Linked DNA regions of Homo sapiens: region 2 is linked to region 1. A link is a contact called in ENCODE Hi-C or POLR2A ChIA-PET data. All regions are on one chromosome and are shown on one strand. Each heading gives the region's core, a stretch centred on a gene start or an enhancer-like site at or near the end of the contact. The rest is flanking DNA. Distances are from core to core; before and after follow the strand shown.

Region 1 (4,277 bases), core at 1,089-3,588:
GGCTGAGGCAGGAGAATGGCGTGAACCCGGGAGGCGGAGCTTGCAGTGAGCCGAGATCCTGCCACTGCACTCCAGCCTGGGCGACAGAGAGAGACTCCGTCTCAAAAAAAAAAAGAAAGAGAGCAAGGATATAATGTGTTTTGTGGGACAAATGATGGTAGAGGAAATAGAGCTTAAAGTCCTGAAGAGTGAAGAAGGCTGGAGGATTGTTAGGAAAGGAGGGAGGAGCCATAGATGAGATCAGGTAGGCTGGGCTGTGATAGGGGATAGGAGTTTAATCCAATCTGTGTTTCGGAACAATCTCTCATGCTGCCCTTTGGAGAACTGACTGAAGACACGCGGCATGGAAGCCAGACCACATGTTAGGAGGCTACTATATAACACAAAGATGATAGTAACTAGACTCAGTGGTTGTAGTGGAAACAGAGACAGGGCAGTGGACTTGAGGATAGAAACAACAGGGCTTGCTGATAGATTAGATGCGATGGATTAGGCTTGATGGAGAAGTTTACATTAAAGATGTCTCCCAGATACATGTACAATCAAGATCTTTATAAAAACTCCTCTCTATTTAATATAAGGATGTGTTCTTCCCGTATACTCATTCTTACAGTTTGCTAGTTCACTGCATGTGAAAATGTACTCTGGTTTCATAAGAATGTATTTAGACTCTCAAATACAGGCCTTCAATATCATTCATAACTAAATTTCTATTTAAAAATGTATTGAGCCAAACATGGAAATCTGCAATTCTCTCTTTTCTTCATAATATGGTTAAAGCGAGCTCATTTCTTTTTTATTCCTCTTCAACATCTTTAATGGCTTCCGTAGATGTTGTCCTTGCTATTTTTGTTGTTGCTGCTGCTATTGTTGCTGTTATTGTTTTATAAAGATGACTATAATCCTTACTAGTTAACCCAGAAATGATTAAAATAATCCATATAAATAGGCTACTGCTTGGAGTGGGGCTCTCAAGTATTCTACTTAAGTCTAAGCCAAATTATTTGGCTTCCATCTCTTGAAAAATGTTAGATGACTTCATCTGATTTCCAGTCCCAACTGAGTAATGCTTGGACTTTGGGTATCTAAAATGTTCGAGCCACAAAACAAAGCTCATATAAACCTACCAATTTCTACTGAGTTGTTGGTTCAATCTTTTTCCTCTACTTTGGTTTTTACCAGTTCATGCTAATGGTCTAGATATTATGGTCATATAAGCTCTAGGTTTTTGCTCAGTATCTTCCAAGGAATTCACCTGAGCACTGGGAGCATGCAGAATAGCCAACAACAGAGTACTGTGGCGTAGCTTCACAGATAACTCACAAAGAGGCAGAAATATGTCAATAACTTTCAACAATGACCCCAGACAACACCGCAAACAGAGGCAGACTGCTAGGAAAGAAGTCACTATGAGGGTGTCCCTTACATTTTCTATCAAAGGCCCAGTTCTTATTTGGTACTGTGTTGACCCACATGGAAAAGGAGTGATTTTATTCAAATCTTCTCCAGTTGCTCTCTCATCTGTTGATTTTTTACCGCACTTTTATATCTCATACTCAAAGTAAGACGAACTCTTTGAGTTGTAGGCTCATTGTGATTTTTGTCTGCATAAATCTAGGTCAGCCTCACGAAATTATGAATATTTCAGATGGGAAAAAACAGATACCTAAGCAAGAGACTCATGTCTGGTTCCAATTTGAAATTATTTCTTCTCGTCGCTTTTCAGGTTTAAAGCTCTAAAATTTTTAGTCTAAGTATTTTCAGGAATATTTGTTATAATTAGAACTAAGGTGGGGATTCCTGTCAAGACCCGGCCTCCTGGATCTTGTTTAATGTTGAGGAACCTCACTCTCCCTCCAGCCCTTGCTACCCACAATCCCTCCAAGCACAAAATCCTAAATAAGAGAGGCCAAGCCTTGAGTTTCCAAAACTAACGATGAAGCCCAATTGGCAGTGTAGTCTAGTAGCAGAAATGTGGGTGAGCTTTGTTATATAGATCTGGGTTCCAATCCTCTGTCCACCAGTATATCTCAGGGAGATTGAGCAAGCTATTTAGCTTTTCAGAACCTCATTTCAGTTCTTTGTAGAATGGATATTACAACTCCTCTCTCATAGATTTATTATGAGGAATCAAATAAATGATGTCCTGTAAGTTCCTGGCACATGATAGGCTGCCAATGAATCTTATCATAGCAGGAGTCCCAGCTGCGTTGTTTGCTACTGGTATATTTTGCCAAGCCTGGCTGCCTGGTGGGGTGGGTCTGCCAGGAGACTGTCTGTTTCAGAAACTGAAGAGCCTCCTGGGAAAGAACTCATACAGAATGAGACTGTCAGACAAGCTTGGCCCAAGAAGAAAAAGCCTTAGTTATCTGGGGGAAAGTCTGGCTTTGACTCTGTGGTATCACCCCATCCCCCAAGCCAGCCTCTTTCAGATGTACTCATATCAGAGTCCTAAGGAGAAAGAAGACTCTGAACAAAAACAAAGAGAGCTGTTTTCTCTGAAAACATCTGGCTCACCCTCTTGTATTTCTTCCACTTCTCTTTCCATACACTCTTGATCACTGAGGACGATTCTGGCTGGCCCAATTGCCAGGAGATTCTTTATTCTCTTGGATTGGTGGGTCTGGTTTACTAAGCCCAAATCAGAGTTGCAGAACTTGGATTCTGTGGTTGGGTTACTTGAATGAAGCAAGCACCTGGCTTCCCCCCCTCCTTCCTGAGCCTGCCTTCTTTGGATGAATTTGCATTACACGGACCTCTAGAAGGACTTAGCTTTTCTAAACAAAATACAAAAGTCCAGGTTCTGATTAGCAACCTCACAGGGCAGCCACCTGTTACACTGACAAGCACATTCGCTGGTAGGCCACTGTGTCAAATCACTTTCCCACTTCTTCCCAAACAAGGAGGCAGATGCTCAGTAGAATCAGGGCAGTGTCAGGAACTAACCTTGAAAATTGGCCTGGACATGAACTGGATTGACACCACAAAGATGCTTAAGTTTTACAGGCTAAAAGTAGCCAAATTTGATCCATCCAAAAGTAGGCCTTACTCTTTTGACACTGAGGCCACCCTTGTCTCCCCTATCCTCCTTCCATGCCCTGTACCATCTCTTTCAGTAGATAAAAATACCTGAGGTCAGGAGTTCGAGACCACCCTGCTCAACACGGTGAAACCCCATCTCTACTAAAAATACAAAAAATTAGTTTGGCGTGGTGGTGGGCACCTGCACTCCCAGCTACTCAGGAGGCTGAGGCAGGAGAATCACTTGAACCCGAGAGGCAGAGCTTGCAGTGAGCCAAGATCGTGCCGCTGCACTCCAGCCTGGATGACAACAGTGAAACTCCGTCTCAAAAACAAAACAAAATAAAACAAAAACAAACAAACAAAAAACAAAACAACAACAAAAACACTTGTGCATTTCATCCCCACCTTTCACAGAGTAGAAGCATTTTCCCAAACCAAATCATGCTTTAAACTTTATCATAGGCTTCCTATTACTCAACAGAACCCACTCTTGTTATATATATACGGTGATAAGAAAGTTGCCCTGGTTGAACAAAACTAAATGGCCTTTAAAAACTATTTTCCAATTTCAGAGTACGTAAGACGAGGCCCACCCTTGACATTCTCAGTGGGCCTCAGATAGGGCACAGATCTGCATTTTTACAAGTACCCAAGGGGATACTGATGCAGATAATTCTCAGAGTTCACTTTTAGAAAATCTGAATTAGAAAAGGTCACTTAAGTTTTTAAATTATATCTGTTGATTTGGCACAATAATTTGACAGCAAAGTTGAAAGCAAAAGGAAAAAAAAATGCAACCTAGACCACCTTTCAATAAACATGAACTGAATCAAAGGAATATTCTCTGGTCTGCAGTTTTCTCCTGAAACTTCCAGATCACTTACATTCTGCAGTGATGTGCTTGTATCTCAGGATGCAAATTACCTATCTCCTGAACTCTCCTCAGAGACTTTTCCACTCAGAACAACGCCACAGTCCAGTCACCTGGTCACCTTCCTGTCCTAGGGTCATTAGAAGGGTCCATAATACACAGGCATAAATCTCTGCTTCTCAGACAACCTCTATACCAATTCAGATGGAGGGCTTTTCAGACAGCCTATGATGTTTATGTTCTATCTATTTCTCACACCCAAGGAGGCCCAAGCTTAATTTATCTGTCTGGACTATGATTCTACTTCTGAGGCTAACCTTGAGTTTTTAAAGCTCTGACACATAATGACAACAGAGGTTTTGATGGCAGCAAGCGGTGACAG
Region 2 (4,277 bases), core at 1,153-3,652, 120 kb before region 1:
CCAAGAGAATTTGGCTAAATCTCTGTGAGAAAGTGTTCTAGAGAGGACGGAGGTAGGCCTGACAAGCCAGTCTCAACCATAAGGCTGAGCAGGAGGAGCAAGAGGGGTCAGGAACACCAGCTGGTCCTGGTGCTGCCTCAGTGCCCCTGCCCCACGAGTGTCGTAGGCATGAGCTACGCCGTGCTCCCCAGTACCACCGAGGGGTCCACTTAACCGGGTGTAACTGCACAGCCAGGAAGCCCTTCCCTTCTCACTTCCCAAAGGACTGCCAGCTTGTGAGCCGTGAGCACTGAGCGCTTTGAAGCTCAGCTGCGAGGTCAGGTCTGCTCTTCAGCAAGGTGGAGGCTGGGGAAGCAGCAAGGGCACTGGTGAGGGGAGCCCTCAACTGGATCTGTGAAGGCACATAAAGTTACCACTTGGGGCCCACAGAAGCATCAGGGATGAACTTTGCAGGGATAGACATGCCTGTGTGAATGAGCTGAGCTTACAGCCAACAAAATGTTCTTTTATCGACTGCAAAATTCAGGTTTAACTCTAAATGTGAAATCACCTGAGCCCATATGCTGGGGAAATCTAAACACACTCAATTTATAAATTATCCTGTAAGAGAAAATAGAAATAAAATTATAAATTACTGTATATTTTTAGGCCAGGTATGGTGGCTCATGCCTGTAATCCCAGTGCTTTGAGAGTAAAAGTAGAGGGATCACTTGAGGCCAGGAGCTCAAGACCAGCCTGGGCAAAACAGTGAGACCCCATATCTTAAAAGAAAAAAAAAATTAGCTGGGGGTGGTGGCACATGCCTAGAGTCCCAGCTCCTCAGGAGGCTGAGGCAGGAAGATCGCTGGAGCCCAGGAGTTTGAGGCTGCTGTGAGCTGTGATCGTACTGCACTCCAGCCTGGGCGACAGAGCGAGACTCTGTCTCTAAAATAAATAATGAATATTAATAATTTTTTTTTTTTGAGACGGAGTATCTCTCTGTCACCCAGGCTGGAGTGCATTGGTGCAATCTTGGCTCACTGCAACCACCACCTCCCAGGTTCAAGCCATTCTCCTGCCTCAGCCTCCTGAGTAGCTGGGACTACAGGCATGTGCCCCCAGGCCTGGCTAATTTTTTGTATTTTTAGTAGAGATGGGGTTTCACCGTGTTAGCCAGGATGGTCTCGATCTCCTGACCTCGTGATCTCCCCGCCTCGGCCTCCCAAAGTGCTGGGATTACAGGTGTGAGCCACCGTGCCAGGACTAATAAATCTTTTTAAGATATAAATCACTATATGTTTTTGACTGGCATCATGCTTTATGGTTTCGTAAGCTTCTCATTTCTTTCTTACAACCACTCTGGCAAAAACAGTACAGGTATTATCCTCATCTAATAGCTGAGGAAACTGAGGCTCAGAGAGGCCAAGAGATTCGACGTCGATCCTACAGCTCATGTAAGGTGGGGGGCTAGTTGGGGTAAAGTTGAGACTGTCATTCCAATGGGGAAGTGCAGAGATGAACTCCTCCTAGCACAGATCACTCTCCAACGTCAATTGTGATGTTCTTTTCTTCTCTTTTGTTTTTTCTTCTCTTCTCCTTCTCCTATTTCTCCTCCTCCTTCTCTCCCCTGACAGACGCCAGGGATGTCCTGCCAGGAGCATAGTGATTCCTTGGAGGAGAAGATGGAGGAGAGAGATACAGAGGGGGAAGGATGACAAAAGGCAGAGAACAGAACAGGACTGGCAGCAGCGCTCCCCACCTCCTCTCCTCACTCTGTGCTCTTTAAAAACACTCCCTGATTCATTTTCTTTTTAAAATCTCATTTCACCAGAACGTGTAAACACAATTCACCAAATGCAGTCATGTACTTATTGAATAAAGAAAAGCCGTGGCAGCTTTCCTGGGGAAAAAAAAAAAAAAAAAAAAAAACACAGGGCAACAACCCATTCTCTGGCCAGCAGTAACAAGGACTTGGAAGTGTAAGACTTTTCAGTATTAAGTGGGCTTTTGGCATTTTTTCCTGTCCCCCACCCCCCTTTTCAGAATCTATTCCCATGTCTTCTCTATGTTCCTGCAGAAGCCAGTCCACCAAAACAATATACATGGCCTGGCAGGCAGCCTGACAGGCATCACACATGATCTCAGTCTGCCCCCAGCACTCTCACATCAGGGCTGGATGAATCCAGTGAGGGAAATGCCTTCTAGCTGATATTTCTGTCTTAGGAAAAAAACAGAGAAAATGAAGATCGCCAGGACAGATAGGTTGGAAGAGAAAGCTTGGCTCCCAACTACTGCAGTGAAAGGCTTACACTGGGGTCAAGCAGAGTCCTTTTAGTTTCTGAACAATAGAAAATGTTGTCCCCATTCTAGTGCTCCCTGATCAGGCCGAGGCCACCTGCCCCTCCTCCCACAGCGCATGTGATTGCACCCACCCCGTAATAAAGGTCAGAGGAGTTGGTTGCATAAGCCTGATTAAACAGTTTGGACAAGCACCATGAGCTTTGGGGAATGAATCAGAGCTAGCCTTTGCCACTGTTCTTCAGCAAATTCCATTCCTCAGAGATTTATGGAGTGCCTGCTACCTGCAAGGTGCTATACTGTAAATTAAAATTTTAAAGGAATTCTTGCAACCTCGATTGCCTTTGATGGATAACCCCTGGGCAGGTTGAGTTACTCTTGTTATCAAATGATGAACTGAGGCCCAGAGAGGTTCTGTAACAGTGATGAGGTACAGGAGTCTCTGAACCTGTGAGAAGAAATGCGTTGCAGCCCTGGCTTTCAGCAGGCCAGTGTAGGAGCTGTGCAAGTCTTTCAACCACTTAGCCCTCAGTTCTTCAGCTATAAATAGGAGGGTTGGTCGGGTGCAGGGACTCGCACCTGTAATCCCAGCACTTTGCGAGGCCGAGGGGGGCCAATCACCTGAGGCTGGGAGTTCGAGACCAGTCTCGCCAACATGGAGAAACCCTGTCTCTACTAAAAATACAAAATTAGCCGGGCATGATGGTGCATGCCTGTAATCCCAACTACTCGGGGGCTGAGGCAGGAGAATCACTTGAACCTGGGAGGCGGAGGTTGCAGTGAGCCAAGATCATGCCATTGCACTCCAGCCTGGGCAACAAGAGTGAAATTCTATCTCAAAAAGAAAAAAAAAAAGGGAGAGAGAAGAAGGTTGAGCAAATTGTCTCTACAAAGATGTCTTATAGTTTGTTTTTATCTTTTGTAGCTAATATTTATTGAGTACCTATTATGTGAAGTGAGTACCCATTTACACATATTGATATTTTTAACATTCTATGATTTCTAAAGATCCCATATATTTAAAGCAATACTATATAAATTGTATGAGGAAACTTATTTACATAGAAGAAATAAGGGAAAAGTGAGCAGTACTTTCTTTCATTTCTCAACTGGTGTTTCTTTAAGCCAAAATTTTGTCTCACCTCACCCTTCACTTTTAGTTTTATAGGGAATTTGGTGTCTGAGCCAGAACATCAAGACTTGTAGCGTAATTTTTTGTTGTTATTTTTGGTTTTAATGTAAAGAATAGTTGCAGAGAGAAGACAGTTTCGGGTCCATCCTAGGAGTGAGTTATACAAGCTTTCAACAAGTACAAACCAAACATTCACCCTTTTAAAATTCCATTGTAAACAGGCTTTATGATGTATATATTGTTTTCAGCTGTTACTGTGCATGTCTATTGCAGTTTGCATTTGGAAAGTATTTTTATAATTATTTTGCTGACTCTGGTGATAACCTTCTAAATTAAGATTCAGCCTCAGTAATGGATGTTTTGACCCCACTTGCCAAGTCCACAAGCAGGAAATGAGTGAAGACCTCTGGTTGGAAAAGAACCTTTCTGTGTGTTTCTGGCAAGTAAACTGTCATCACATTTAATTGAGATTTGAGAAATGGGTAGCAAAACAGCAGTGAATGATGGCATTTGCAAATTAGTTGAAGCCAAGTGAATTTTTGCCTAGAGTGTTCCGACTGAAAAAATAAATATAAGGAAAATCGATGTTAGCAGAGAGAATCTTTCTTGTTTCCCTACTGATTTTCCATGAAGTAAAGTGCACATATTTGATTCAGCTTAGAAATCACTATCTTTTTTTTTTTTTTTTTGGCCCCCTTTAAGGGAATCTGTAAAATTTCAGATGAGATGTTGTAGTGGAAACAATCTTTGAACTTACTGTACTGATCAAATTAATGACTCAACCTGTATCTTCCCCTACTCAGCCCCTAATATAGATTTTTCTTTTCCAAGGAATGATTTCAAATGTTTCTAAAGAGTGAAAAAAAAG

What was found. A loop is a pair of places that touch in the nucleus more often than their neighbours do. ChIA-PET counts read pairs that join two places held with the same protein, here RNA polymerase II (POLR2A).
Region 2: a map of vagina shows a loop between it and region 1 (24-fold over the local background). The contact joins two enhancer-like sites. A Hi-C loop is called at or near these places in 1 of 168 maps with a recorded cell type or tissue (vagina). POLR2A ChIA-PET finds 5 or more read pairs at or near these places in 3 of 52 experiments (activated CD8-positive, alpha-beta memory T cell, activated T-cell and naive thymus-derived CD4-positive, alpha-beta T cell).

The regions. Positions count from the first base shown.
Region 1 is chr3:177,704,700-177,708,976 of GRCh38, reverse strand. All of the region lies in intron 3 of LINC00578 (long intergenic non-protein coding RNA 578), which reads right to left. Among named protein-coding and RNA genes, the nearest start is that of LINC02015, 110 kb to the left of the region's middle. Within about 2 kb of position 2,338, at least 7 of the 41 ENCODE cell types and tissues checked have a DNase peak (open chromatin) inside an H3K27ac peak, as active enhancers do.
Region 2 is chr3:177,822,401-177,826,677 of GRCh38, reverse strand. The region is part of intron 1 of LINC02015 (long intergenic non-protein coding RNA 2015); the gene reads right to left. Among named protein-coding and RNA genes, the nearest start is that of LINC02015, 7.7 kb to the right of the region's middle. RefSeq lists enhancers at 1-237, 238-738. Within about 2 kb of position 2,402, at least 20 of the 41 ENCODE cell types and tissues checked have a DNase peak (open chromatin) inside an H3K27ac peak, as active enhancers do.